Linked DNA regions of Mus musculus: all the other regions are linked to region 1. The links are chromatin contacts, found by POLR2A ChIA-PET in ENCODE. All regions are on one chromosome and are shown on one strand. Each heading gives the region's core, a stretch centred on a gene start or an enhancer-like site at or near the end of the contact. The rest is flanking DNA. Distances are from core to core; before and after follow the strand shown. Region 1 holds the start of Mat2a (methionine adenosyltransferase II, alpha). Region 2 holds the start of Retsat (retinol saturase (all trans retinol 13,14 reductase)). Region 3 holds the start of Tgoln1 (trans-golgi network protein).

Evidence for each region. ChIA-PET counts read pairs that join two places held with the same protein, here RNA polymerase II (POLR2A).
Region 2: POLR2A ChIA-PET joins it to region 1 with 21 read pairs in embryonic stem cell. The contact joins the promoter of Retsat here to the promoter of Mat2a in region 1. POLR2A ChIA-PET finds 5 or more read pairs at or near these places in 4 of 5 experiments (Patski and embryonic stem cell).
Region 3: POLR2A ChIA-PET joins it to region 1 with 10 read pairs in Patski. The contact joins the promoter of Tgoln1 here to the promoter of Mat2a in region 1. POLR2A ChIA-PET finds 5 or more read pairs at or near these places in 3 of 5 experiments (Patski and embryonic stem cell).

The regions. Positions count from the first base shown.
Region 1 is chr6:72,437,007-72,441,490 of GRCm38, forward strand. It overlaps Mat2a (methionine adenosyltransferase II, alpha), which reads right to left and starts at 2,550. Exons shown (of 9, transcript NM_145569.5): 1 at 2,340-2,550; 2 at 365-442; 3 at 1-111. The coding sequence starts at 2,430. It overlaps Particl (promoter of Mat2a antisense radiation induced circulating long non-coding RNA), which reads left to right and starts at 1,677. Exons shown (of 1, transcript NR_046011.1): 1 at 1,677-3,609.
Region 2 is chr6:72,596,235-72,600,851 of GRCm38, forward strand. It overlaps Retsat (retinol saturase (all trans retinol 13,14 reductase)), which reads left to right and starts at 2,368. Exons shown (of 11, transcript NM_026159.5): 1 at 2,368-2,562. The coding sequence starts at 2,394. It overlaps Elmod3 (ELMO/CED-12 domain containing 3), which reads right to left and starts at 2,179. Exons shown (of 12, transcript NM_001253692.1): 1 at 2,088-2,179.
Region 3 is chr6:72,615,224-72,619,355 of GRCm38, forward strand. Tgoln1 (trans-golgi network protein) reads right to left here and starts at 1,777. Exons shown (of 4, transcript NM_009443.3): 1 at 1,454-1,777; 2 at 301-1,226. The coding sequence starts at 1,499.

The DNA of each region.
Region 1 (4,484 bases), core at 1,300-3,799:
CATCATATCCAATGTGCTTTATGGCTTCACGAACCACTTTCTGGTAATCAATGGCAGCTCTGGATGTAATTTCCCCAGCAAGAAGAATCATTCCAGTTTTAGCAACAGTTTCTAATAAAACAAAGTTTTATACTTAAAATATTAAGGGGGGGGTTTTTGCTGAGGAACTCAATCATGTTATATAAGCTGTATCACTGGGCTTGGCTTCATGTTCTGTTTTTCAGATAAGGTCTTAGTAAATTACTCACATAGGCATTTAACTTGCTACCAGCCTCAACCTCCCAAGTAGCTGGTATTACCTATACCACAAAACTTTGCTTCAAACGCCTTTTTTGCCATTCATAAACAAGTGCTCTGTACCTACCACAAGCCACTTTAGCATCAGGGTCTTGTTGAAGGTGTGCATCAAGGACAGCATCACTGATTTGGTCACAAATCTTATCTGGAAAATAAAAGTTCCTGGTTCAACTTAACTATTACTACTAACCCTATCTCATCATGTAACTAGCAGTTTATGTGCAACCCAAGAAGCAAATATAGCTATGAATTTGTAGGTGACAGAAGCTTGATGTAAAGTTATAGTAGTATTTGCAAGGTGAGAGGGAGAATCTCCAGTCTTTTGTTTTTGAAGACATGTTTCTCTGTGCAGCTCTGGCGGTCCTAGAACTTGCTCTGTAAACCAGGCTGGCCTTGAACTCAAGAGATCCACCTGCCTCTGCCCTTCAGATTAATCAAAGTCAAAATGATTTATTTTGATATCTCAAAGCCTACCATAGGAAATAACCTCACAGTGTATTTTAGAGACAACTGTTCTTTTTATCCCCCACATTTAAAATGTTACAAACCTACTAAAGAGCCAACTGTCAGGTCATTAACTTCTTAAAACAGTCCATTTCCCCTATTATTAGACAATAGGGAAATGAGATTTTTTTTTTAACCATGAAAATAAATTTAACAGAAGAAACACCAGCAAACAAAAAATGCAGTAATTTTTTTTTTTTTGAGACAGGGTTATAGCCCTGGCTGTCCTGGAACTCAGAAAAATCCACCTGCCTCTGCCTTCGGCTCCAGGAAACTTTCAAGTGTGCTCTAAGCCATATCCAATTTCTCCTTGATTCATCAATTTAGAAAATGGCAGTATCCTGGTCTGGAATGTTTGTGGTATTGAGACAGGGTCTTACACGTGGCCCAGGCTGACAAACTAAACTGCTTCCATACTTTAAACGCTGGGATTGTAGTAGTTAGTGTACCACTGTGCTTGGCTCTATGTTCCTTGATTTTTGTTACTACCCCAAAATGTGTATTGCAGCCACAGAACCTTAAGATGGAATCTAATGGCTGTACTAAGGAGTGATTCAATAGATATGGAGATACTCCTTTCCTTGAGGGGAGTGTGGGAGGAGCCACAGCAACACTTGTCTTTCAACCATCACTCATCAAGATGCTCCTCACAAGCCATGTAATAATATTGCTGTGGACCCCCTGCGAACGGAAACAGCTCAAACTGAATATTAGTATTTACTAAATGGTTATGTTCCATCTGAAACCCAAAGTCCATATAATAGATTCATTATAACCGATCTCATCATGGCGGTTCAGTGGACAAAGCCTTAAGGAAACATGAAATAAATCCTCCTTTAGTTGTAGGAAAAAGACCAAAGGGAAGACTTTAAAACGAAACCTAACGCGATGGGAGTATACACTTAATTCATGCACTTCATCCTTTTCAAGCACACTCTAAATAAGGGATGCCTTCTCTAATTCGCGCTATATTTAGTCAGTGGCAGTCTGTCACCTTGAAGGCTAAAGGGCATGTCTACCCATGCTCTTAAGCGTTTTCCAGGGGCCGGAAGTCAGGGATATTAGAGATGGGACCTTCGGAGACACCAGCCCCCACTTCCAAACTAGGGGTCGGGTGGGTAGAGGCCGCCAGCTCCGCTTCGCCCCAATTCCACATGCGGCGAACACGTGGTAGCCGCTGCAATGCGGGGCGCGCGCTCCCGGCGGCCGGACGCGAGCACGCGGGGCGGGGTCGCCCACTTGAGGTTTTTCCAGGCGACGGGACTAAAGAGGAGGAAGCAGTGCCCTCCCCGCGCCGATCTCAAAACTGCCTCGAGCCCCCGCCCTTCTCGATTTCTGGAACCTTCCGCATGCCGGGGCGCGCCGCCGGATGAGGAGCGGAGAAAGGGGGAGGGGAGCGGGGCCGCACATTGCAAACTCGCGGCGCCACGAGGGAAGCGCGCGGCCGCTGCCATGCCCACCGCCGCCGGAGACGGCCTCGACCACCCCCAGCGCCACTGCCCTCCGCCCTTCCCTCCTCCGAGTCCCCGTCGGCTCACCTGGGTGACCTTCCCCTACAGACTCGGAAGTGAAGAGGAACGTCCCCTCCTCAATGAACGCCTCGTGGAAGCCGTTGAGCTGCCCGTTCATGGCGGCGGCGGTGAGAGAGGGCGACTCTGAGGAGACTGAGAGGCGGCGAGGCGGAGGGCTGCGGAAGACACAGAGGGAGGATCGCTTCAGCTCTCGGCAGGCTGGAGACTCGGAGCGAACGGAGCGGCGGGCGAAGCGGCCCAGTATTTATAGAGCAGGGGGTCGCGCGCGCCCGGCTCGGGCTCCGCCCCTCGGCGTCGCGCGCCAATGCGCCGCGGGCGGGCGGATGGGGGTTGGCAGGGAGGTCCGCCGAGCCGAGCTCCGGCTGAACCATTCTACCGATGGGGGGGGCGAGCAGAGCTAACCGGGCCTCCTGCCAGTAGTTAGTCATCTTGATGGCGTGGGTTAAATGGAGATGTAAGTGAGTAGACTTGGGGTTTACGCCCATCCCCACGTTGATTGCTGGAGAAGAGAGGATTTGGATTTGAAGGACGGCCTCCCCTGTACGAGGGTATGGTACATCCCTCCGACCGTTGCCCACGGAGGTCTGCCGGCGCGCGCGCCTCCCAGCGGCGGCCGTGGCGGTGGCGGCCGTTTTGTGCTGTGGCTCTCGCCGAGGGTCTTTCCTGCCACCACCACCCTCCATTCGCCACCTCGTGCACCAGCGCCGGGTGGCCCTCTGCCATGTGAAGGTGGCCATGTTGACTGGCCAGCGGAGGCTAATAGGCACTGCCCTTATCCATCCTACACGGTTCCCTCCGGGGAACGAGAGATTGTGAGGGGTTCTAGCCCTACCGTTAGTCATGCCTCGAGTAACTGCTCTGGGGAAAATGGCTGTAAAGCCAACTAGCAGGAATGCTGTATTGTTTTTCCGAACAATTGCCACTTGCCGGCGGCCTCCCCTCCCCCCTCGCCGAGCCTCGTGGACCCCCGTAGTCTGAGACGGTACTAGATTCTTTTCTATCCTAAATCTGACTTTGCATGGCTTGGTTTTCCATGCTTCCTAGGAAGAAATGGACGTTCCAATCTGTTCGAGAGAATATGAATGCTTCTTTCGTGTGTGTAGGGGAGGGCGCTATTCAAGCCTTCAAATGTGCTTCAGATGAGCTTGTCAAGGTCAAATGGCCTCGATTTTATGACACTTTCTCTTTTAAACTTTTGCAGTTGTCTCAGTTTTGCTCATGAAATGAATTAACAGACGGGGAAAAAAAGGGAAATAAAACTCCATACAGACAAAGAGTGGAGTCTGGAGCTAATTGCATGCAGAGACCCTCTATGAGGCCAGTGTCACACAACTGTTGGGTCCAGTCTTAGGGCAGGCCAGGAGCCTGGTGGCTTTTGAGAACCAGTGTTTGTCAAGAACATCGGGTTTTATGATGCTAGGGAACAGCCTGCTCCTAGCATAAGATGCACTTGACTGTGAGGCTGAATGACAACCTCCGGCTGCCAGCTGCCTTGCCTCAGAAAATTAGGTACACTATGAAAAGCAAGGGGCATTTCCCTCTAGGGTGTGTGCCAGTGCAAAGGTGGGAGTTTGAGAAAGGCACTGTGGGAAACAAAGGAAGCTCTTAGACTGTGCTATGCTAGGAACAAAGAAGATAAGGGACACACACAGGCTCATCTCCATGTCGGAAACCACATCGTTGCAGGCAGCCTGACAGTATTTTGTTCTTGTTCGTTGGGTTTATTTTTAAAACTAGCCCTTCATGAGAAAATAGTAAAGACTTTCATAATTTTTACTTGTTTTAGGGGCTAGAGAGATGGCTCAGCCATTAAGAGTACCTCACAATGAGTAATAAAATTGCCAGACAGACCAAAATGCCTGTGTAGACCGGTCAGTGCATTACCTTCCAGCAGAAAAATCTATATAGAAGCCAGAATATAATTAAAAGGTTATTTTATTAATAGAGAGGGAGGAGGTTAAATTCAATGATTAGTTCATTAAATTCTGACACCCCTTTGCTCTCAGCTCCACAGCTGGTTTCATCCTGCCAAGAGAATTAAACTCAGTTATACATCATTACCTCTCTTGCTCATAGGGACTGCAATTCGTGGCTTTGGGTCACGCTTCTGCTGTTACCTAACAGAATAAGCAACCTCCATACCTCTGTCTT
Region 2 (4,617 bases), core at 1,118-3,617, 160 kb after region 1:
AAGTCCTGTTCTTTCATCTTATGGTGCCTGCCTCAGGAAGAGGGCTGGACAAAGACCCCATCACATCAAAAGTCTGTGTCACGAGGAGACAGCCTTCTCATGAGCGAGCACCTCTAGGTCTTAGGGGGACGGATTGATGTGAGAGAGTCAAAACAAAACACAAGGCCTGGGATACAGATCAGAGGTAAAGCTATTGCTTACCACAAGTGACATCTGGGTTCAGTCCCCACAACTGAAAAAAAAAAAATAAAAACCAGAGATCATCCTCAACATGGTGGTGTATGCCCGCATGAATGTATGCCCAGATTCCTAGAAATCTGGAAGCAGAGGCAGGAGAATCACTGTGTATTTGAGGGCAGCCTGATCTACATAGAGTTCCAGGTCAGTTAAGACTACCTAGCAAGACTCTGTCTCAACAGAAAACAAAGCAAGGGCAGGTGAAATGGCTCAGTGGGTCGAGGTGCTTGCCAGCAAACTTGATGACCTAAGTTCAGTCCCTAGAGGGACCTAGAAGACTGGTAGAAATAAAGAAGCAATTGTCTTCTGACCTCCACACACGCACCATGGCACACACCGCTCTGCTCACCCAGATAAAAACCAAAAAAAAAAAAAAAAAAAAACACACACACACACAAGGGGCTGGGAAGATGACTCAGTGGGCAGGAGGGCTTGCTTCAGGGTAAAAACCTGAGTTTGGCTCCCTAGCACTCTGGTCGATGGAATTAAAAGGATTGCTGGTTGCTGGGCCTAGTTCCACATTCAGTCAGAGAAGCAATTCTACCAACTTCAAAGGTAGAAGGCACAGAGTGACAGAACAGGCAATTTACAGTCCCCCTGATCTTTCTGTTCCTATATGGGCATGCATGCTCACACCCACACACCAGAGAGTCAGTGTGGAAAGGCTGGGACTGTAACCTAGTGGCAGCAAAGGAGGCTCAACCCCTGATATCGAGGGGGAAAATGAGAGTGGATGGTTCTCACACAACTGACAGTCATACTTCACAGACTCAGAGGACTAAGTCAGTGGGGAGGCCCTCCACGGAGCCAGTCCTCCACTAGGGGACTATGATTTACATTCCCCAAGGACTGACTGCCAGTAACAAACAGCTTTTGGGCTCGACGCCTGGCTGCCTGTGATCTAGAGAGGATGGTGGTAACGTCCTCCCTGAAACACCCCAGGAACTAGCTCCCCCCCCCCCTCCCCAGAACCTCAGCATCTACCTCTCTTTTCCTTTCCTTCCATCTCGGCCTAAATGACAGCATAAGATACACACACATCAGATAACCTGGCAGGGTCACAGGTAGGACTGACAAAGTCTCGGGAAGGCTCTCCTGTTACTGTGGGGAAAACGAACCAAGTAGCATAGAAGCATGACCTGCTTTACATACCGGACTGGAGCACCGCTGGGGCCTAAAACAAGGACAAAACACTCAAAGTTACGAAGTCATTCCTCCTGATAGTGGGTACCTGAGGAAATGGGCCTCCTATACAAACAAATCCCTCTTAAGTCAAGTACGTATTTCAGACCTACTTTCCTCAAAGGGCAACATTAAGATGGTAGGATATCTAGACTGTCTGCTGGAGCTTAAACTCTCTGAAAAGCTGATTTAGAAGCTGGTGCGTCCTTAAATGCAAATAAACACACAGGATGATCCTTGACTTAGTCTTTCTTGAGGCTTGTCCTAGGTGGCTTGCACTTTGAGAGCCTGATAGAGTAGTTACGATTAGGGGAATCCACCTAGGGATAACGTCGGTGTGAGGCTGCCAGTCCTGGGCTGACACAGGTTTAGGAGAGCTCCTGTGCAGGTCTCAACAAGGTCTCAACTCAGATACCCAGACAGAGGCTGTGTGGGCACAGAAACTTTGTCACTGCTTGGAAGAGGAGAGGGGAGGAAAGCAATGAACTGCCTCCGAGGTTCCAGCGAATCCAACACGGAAAAGGCACCAGAACCCAGGTCTTCTCTGCCTCCCAGACAGGATCTCTCTCAGACCTGCAACTTTCATCCTTGTTGTGGTCCCGCGGTGACCATTTCCACCAGACATCGTCCTCCTCACCCTCACCTCCCTCACCAGACCCCTTGCTCACCGGACGCGTCCCCAGCGTTCCGGTAAGGGGGGGATCCCACATCCCCCTTTTCGCGCAGCCGTGCAGTGTCGCCTGTCTCGCGCTAGAACTACATTTCCCATTAGGCAATTGAACTCCTGCTCTGCAAAGATCATACGGAGGTCCATAATGGACAATCTTCATCAGTTTTGAGCAGGCGTGAGTCAAAATGCTTCGGCTCCTCCAAGTCTGGTATTACTCCAAGGACGAACTAGAGGGGCGGGGCCTCAGCTATAAAAGCCGAGCTCAGCGGGGAAAGGACGCGGTCTTCCGAGCCCTGGCAGCAACATGTGGATCACTGCTCTGCTGCTGGCCGTGCTGCTGCTGGTGATCCTCCACAGGGTCTACGTGGGCCTTTACGCTGCAAGTTCCCCGAACCCCTTCGCCGAGGATGTCAAGCGACCGCCTGAACCCCTGGTGACCGACAAGGAGGCTAGGAAGAAAGTTCTCAAACAAGGTCAACTGATGGGTTTCAGGCCTGCTCTCGGGCCTTCTGCTCATGTCTCCCCATTAGTAAAGTGCTGGGAAAACTTCTCTTGCACACAGAGGTTCCATAATTTAGTGTTCTTTGCTTCTGAAAGGGTGCAGGCATTACCCTTGGCACGCCAAATTCCAGCCCCGCCAGTTGGAATCTTTTCAGCTCACGGCTTACACAGAATAAGAGACCTTTCCCCTACTTGGGTCTGGAGCCAACTTTTCCCTATACTTCTGTGCATGCTCGGGGGCACAGGGAAGCAGCACTGAAAGTTTTCCTAACAAGCGGGTTGCAGGCAAAATGTAGTCCAGTTCATAGAACTGAAGCTTGATAATAACTTCGGAATTTCAGTACTGGCTAGGGATAAGAACTCCACTCTCCAGTGAACCATCTCTAAAGCACGTGTAGAGTGCTCCCAAGGTTTGTGTTTTTGAGACTGGTCTCACTTTTGTACTGGAGTTGGCTTTGAACTCTCTTCGCAGCCCAGGCTCAAACCCGGAGCAGCCCTCTTCTTCTGTCCCCAGCATGATGAGATAGATTACAAGCATGCACCAGCATGTCTGCCTTTCAACGTTTTACGGAAGTGTTGGAGCTGGGCATAGTGGTGCAACAATTTAATTCCAGTTTGGACTACACAATGAGACCCTGTCTAAATGCACACATCAAACCCCAAAACAACCAAAACCCCCAAATGCAAAACTTTCAAAAAACAAACAAGGATCACCTCTTTGACCTCCAGGAGCCTCTGACTTGTAAATTTTAGCCAAGCCTAGGCTAGCCTTAACTGCACTATTTTTTGGGGACTGACTTTGAACTCCTGATCCTTGTGCCTCTACTTCCTAAGAGGCACCACACCCAGTTATTTTATTATTGTTATTGTTTGTGGATTGGGGGAGAGGCAGGTCTCATACTTGTAGCCCAGGCTAGCTTATAACTTGCTATACAGGACAAGTGTGTCTCAAATTCACAGTGATTCTCCAACCACCATCAGCAAGAGATTACAAATGGTGGGATTACAGATGTGAGCCACCATGGCTTGGATGGAGATTTTTTTTTTATTTTATTTTTTTTAGTTTTTAGTTGTTTGAGACAGTGTTTCTCTCTATAGTTCTAGATGTCCTGGAACTTGCTATTGCTATATAGACCAGGCTGGCCTTGAACTCACTGAGATCCTCCCACCTCAGCCTCCTGAGTGCTGAGACTAAAGCTGTGAACACTTGGCCTTGGGCAATGATGTTTAATGAGCAGATTTACTGGACATAGTGGCACATTCCTGTGATCCCAGCGCTGGGGAGGAAAAGACAGGTGGATCTCTACATAGGGAGTTCCAGCCCAGTTAGGGCTACATGTGTAGTGAAACCGTGTGTCTTAAAAAACACGAATCAATAAAATCAAAGAAAGTAAGTAAATAAAGGAGGAAAGGAAGTAAAAGACTGGGAGAAAACAACAAATCCCAGGTCTTGTGTTGACCGTGCATTCCAGTTTGGTTCTGTGAGGTTCCCGGCACACCAACCTTCCTCCTTTTCTGAGGCTGGTGCTGTGACCTCTCAGAGTAGCAGCCTCTGAGCAGCTCTGCCTGCTCCACCTCCGTTGGCACTCAGAGACCTTGCTTCTTCCAAAGAAACCCAGTTCCCTGAACCACCAGCGTCCCCAGCCCCCACCCTGAGCCTTATTGCCTTTTCTTTCCTCGCTTGCATTCACAGAACTGACGTTACAGCCCTGTGCAGTTGCCATCTTTCTGGTTTTGTTCTACAGTAGCTAGCTGAGTCAGTCCTACTTCCTTTGAAAGGTATCAAATCCCTCAAGTACACTGTAGGGGTTAAGACTCATCACTGCTTAACCTGCCTGTCTGGTCCGAGGTATTCCCTGGTAGAATGTTTTGAGACATCTTAGTCAAGAGTAAATAAACTACCTTAAAAGAAAGGTCTGCCTTCCCTCTTGTTTTGAGACTGGGTCTAACGAGCCCAGGCTGGCCTCCTGTGGGATGATCTTGGCCTCCTAATGCACCTTTCAAGTGCTCCCATCACAGGAGTACAC
Region 3 (4,132 bases), core at 527-3,026, 180 kb after region 1:
GGGAAGAGGTCTACATATCAAGAGGCTGGGAATGATCTGAGTTCCAAGTTAGGGGAGGGGAATTACAGTTAGGTCAGGTCATGACTCACGTCCAACTTGGCACTTTACAGCAGAACTGAGAGGAAACAAGTCACATGATGAAAACACCTGATTTACAAAACTTAGTTTTATAAGCCCCAGCAGGGTCTATGGAAAAAACAAGATGATCTTAAAATTCTCAAAGCTCACAGGCAGATGAGTGACAGATAGCTGTCCATGAACAAAGAACTTAGGGTCCTGGAAATCCCAGTCCCCTCTTACCTTTCGTTTGTTGTGGTAAGCAATATAGAGGACAGCAACAAGAACAGCAGCGGTCACTAGATATGCAAAGAAGTGGCTGCTCTCTGCACTGGTGTTTCCAGAACTGTCCTTATAAAGATCATCCTTCTCATTCTTCATAGAGTCTGTAAGTGTCCCCTCTTGGTTCTCACTGGAGGAAGGGCCCGGCACCTTTTCATTCTCTTCTTCAAGTGGTGAGCCTTCTTCCGGCTCTGTGTCACCCTCTTCAATCTCCTTGGTTTCCACGTCTTCAGTAGGCTCTGAAGACTTATCTCCTTTCTCTGGCTTTAAAGAGAAGTCAGAGTCCCCTGCCAGTGTTTCCCCAGATTCAGTTTTGGAAGTAAGTGTTGGTTTTTGTCCTTTTTCAGTTGGCTGGACTTTGTCAGTCTTCGAAGTCTCCGTATCTGGGGAGATTTTGGAGGTGGGCTTGTCCAAATCAACTTTCGTGGACTTGCCAGAATCATCTTCTGTGGCCTTATTCGAACCAGCTTCTGTGGGCTTGCCAGAATCACCTCCTGTGGGCTTGCCAGAATTACCTCCTGTGGGCTTGCCTGAATCTTCTGTGGAGCTCTGATCAGACTTTTCCAGTTTGGGGTTGACTGGTGAGAGGGGCCGCGCAGTTTCGTTCAACTCGGCATCCGTTTTCTCGGGCTGCCTTCTGGAATCACCCAAACTGTGATCGGTCGCGGCGGTCCGCGGCCCAGATTCCGCCTTACTGGAAACTGCTGCCAAAGTCGTCTTGTCCTGGTCTTTTTTATCTGACTTCTGCCCCTGACCGTCGGTCGGCCTTGTAGTCTTTACCTGGTTAGAAGAAGGCAGGGGAGTGGAGGACTGTTTGGAAGGCTGATTCGGAGGATTCTGAGAGTCACCTGAGTCGGCGTCTCTCTTATAAACGGACGGCAGAGCTCCTGAAACAAACAGAAAAAACAAAAAACAAAAAACAGTAAGTCCTCGGAAGAAGAGAAGCGGGCTTGACTTCTGAGAGCCTAGCGGGGATGGCCGAATGGGAAAGCGGAGATGGCTAGAGCAGGGTCGGGCCAGACAAGAAAGACGCCGGCTCCCGTAGCGACCCACCAAGGTGAGGAATGGGGAACCTAAAGGGGAGAGTGAGCTGGGCTGGGGTGGGGGTCCTTACTCGCCACCGCGACACTCAGCAGGAGCAACGCAACCTGGAACCGCATCCTGCAGTCTGCGCTTCCGCCCTCTGATGACGTGAGAGCGGCGCACGAGATTTTCCCGAGCGTGGCCCCTCCCTTTCCGGCGGACTGTTTCTCTTCCGGCGCAGCCCCGCCTTAGGGGTGGGGCTACCGGGCGACAGCAGCCGTTGTCTGTGTGTTCCGGTAGAGTGCCGGAAGTCAAGTCCAGCTCTTTATTCCCCCCCAAGTCCCTTCTGTTTCTCAGCAGTCTGCGGGGCTCGGCGATCTCGTTCTTGTTCACTTGGCCTCGTTTTTCGGAAGCTGTTGCGACCGGCAGGTGCTGCGTCGCCTTCGCTGCTTATGATGTAGGGTCGTGGGGCCGGGCGCCTCTTTGTCGCATCCTCTGCTCGTGTTTCCAACCTCTCCGTTGCCGATGCTGCTTTCTCACTTCACAAACAAATGTACTCTCTTCAGCACTTGCCCATCTAGAAGCAAACACATTTCATCCTGATCCTAATCCCTTTCTTGGCTGTATCCAGGGCCCTCTGAATTTACCAAGGTTTTTGATTTCTTGTTTGTTCTTCTGAATTTCTATGTGTTTGAAACCATATTGCTATGTGGGCACCTGCTGCCTCCTGAGTGTTTGGGATTACAGGTGCCTCACCACGCCCCTGTTGGGCTATTTATTTATTTAAGAAATAAAATATCAAAGATTTACTATTTTTATTTGTGTATGTGTGTCTGCCACCTGTGTGTAGGTGCTCTTGGAGGCTAGATGAGGGCATCAGATGCCCTAGAGCTAGAGCTTCAAGCGTTTCAAACTCTGTGGGTGTTGGAAACTGAACTCTGTTCCTGTGGGAGAGCAACAAGCCCTGAGCCATCTCTCCAATCCAGGAAGTAAGGTACTTTGTTACTCAAACAGGAAGACCTTGAGTTTCTGATCTTCCTACTGGACTACTGGCTTGTGTCTCCAATTTATGTGGTACTAGCAATCAAATCGTGGTTCTATGCACACTAGACAAACACTCTTGTCTCATTCACCACATATATATTCTTTTTCTTTCCAAGACAGGGTTCTTCTGTTTAACAGAACTCGCTCTGTAGACCAGGCTAGCCTTGCAATCACAGAGATCCACCTACCTCTGCCTCTTGAGTGCTGGGGTTAAAGACATGCACCACCACACCACACAAGCAACACATTCTTTTTTTTTTTTTTAAGGTTTATTTTATTTATTATATGTGAGTACACTGTAGCTGTCACCAGACACTGGAAGAGGGAATCAGGTCTTGTTACAGATGATTGTGAGCCACCATATGGTTGCTGGGATTTGAGCTCAGTACCTCTGGAAGAGCAGTCAGTGGTGCTCTTAACTGCTGAGTTATCACTCCAGCCCAAGCAACACATTCTTATAATGCAAACAACAAAATAGAATTTTAAAAGAAATATACTTAAAAAAACTTTTTTTAGAGAGCCAGGTGATGGTGGGACACAACATTAGTCCCAGCACACAGGAGGCAGAGGCAGGCAAATCTCTGAATCAGGCCAGCCTGATCTACAGAGTGAGTTCCAGGATAGCCAGGGTTACACAGAGAAACTCTGTCTTGAAAAACAACAGCAACAGACATCTTTAGTGTCTAGGGAGATGGTTCAGTGCTTAAGAACACTGACTACTCTTCCGGAGGACCCACATTCCATTCCTGGAGCCCACAAGCCACCCGACAACGGTCTATAATTCCAGTTTCAGGAGACCTGACATCGTCTTTTGGCCCACAGTCACTGCACACATGAGGTGTAGAGACATACATGTCAGTAAAACATACACCCACTTTAAATGTGCTTGCTCTCTGCTCATCTGCAGATTCCTGTTTGCAGTCATTTCCTGTGTCCTCATCTATGGTAGTGCTGGATGGTTTAAACAAGTTGTCTAAAGTCATTTATGAACATTTGCCAGGCTAGGTATCTCATAAACAGTGATTTAACAAGTAGCCTCAACATCTATGTTCATTTTTTTTTCTTTGTCATTTTCGAGACAGGCTCTCATTCTGCAGTCATAACAGGCCTGGAACTCACTCCGCAGTACAGCAGACCTTGAACTGGCATCAGTCTTCCTGCCTCTGCCTTGGAAATGCTGAGATTACTGTTCTGTGCCACCATGCCGGGTTCTATGGTTCTCAATACTCTGGAGGTTTAAGATAGAGGATCTTTTAAATAGGATGTATTGTTATTTTATGTGTGTGGCTGTTTGGCCTCCGTTTATGCCTCTGCATTTTGTGCCTGACTGGGGCCAAAGGAAGCCAAAGGACACAGAGCCTCTGGAACTGGGGTTAAAGATGGCTCTGAGCCAGCATATGGGTGCTAGAAATTGCACCTGGGTCAGAAGAGCAGCCAGAGTTCTTAACCTCTCAGCAATCTCTCCAGCCTCAGAGGCCGAGGATCCTTTGAACAACCAAAATTTGGAGGCCAGTCTGAAGAACAAAGTAAGACGTGGTCTCAAACATATCTAAATAAAAAAGACTTTAATCTGATAAAGCACGAAATCTAGTGAGGCAGATAAATATCAGATAGATATTTGTCCACGTTTGCTGTAATTGGTTAATTTTGATTGTCCCCTTGATGGGATTTAGATTCATCATGGAGAGAAATCTCTGGGTGTGCCTGTAAGGGATTATCTAGGTTA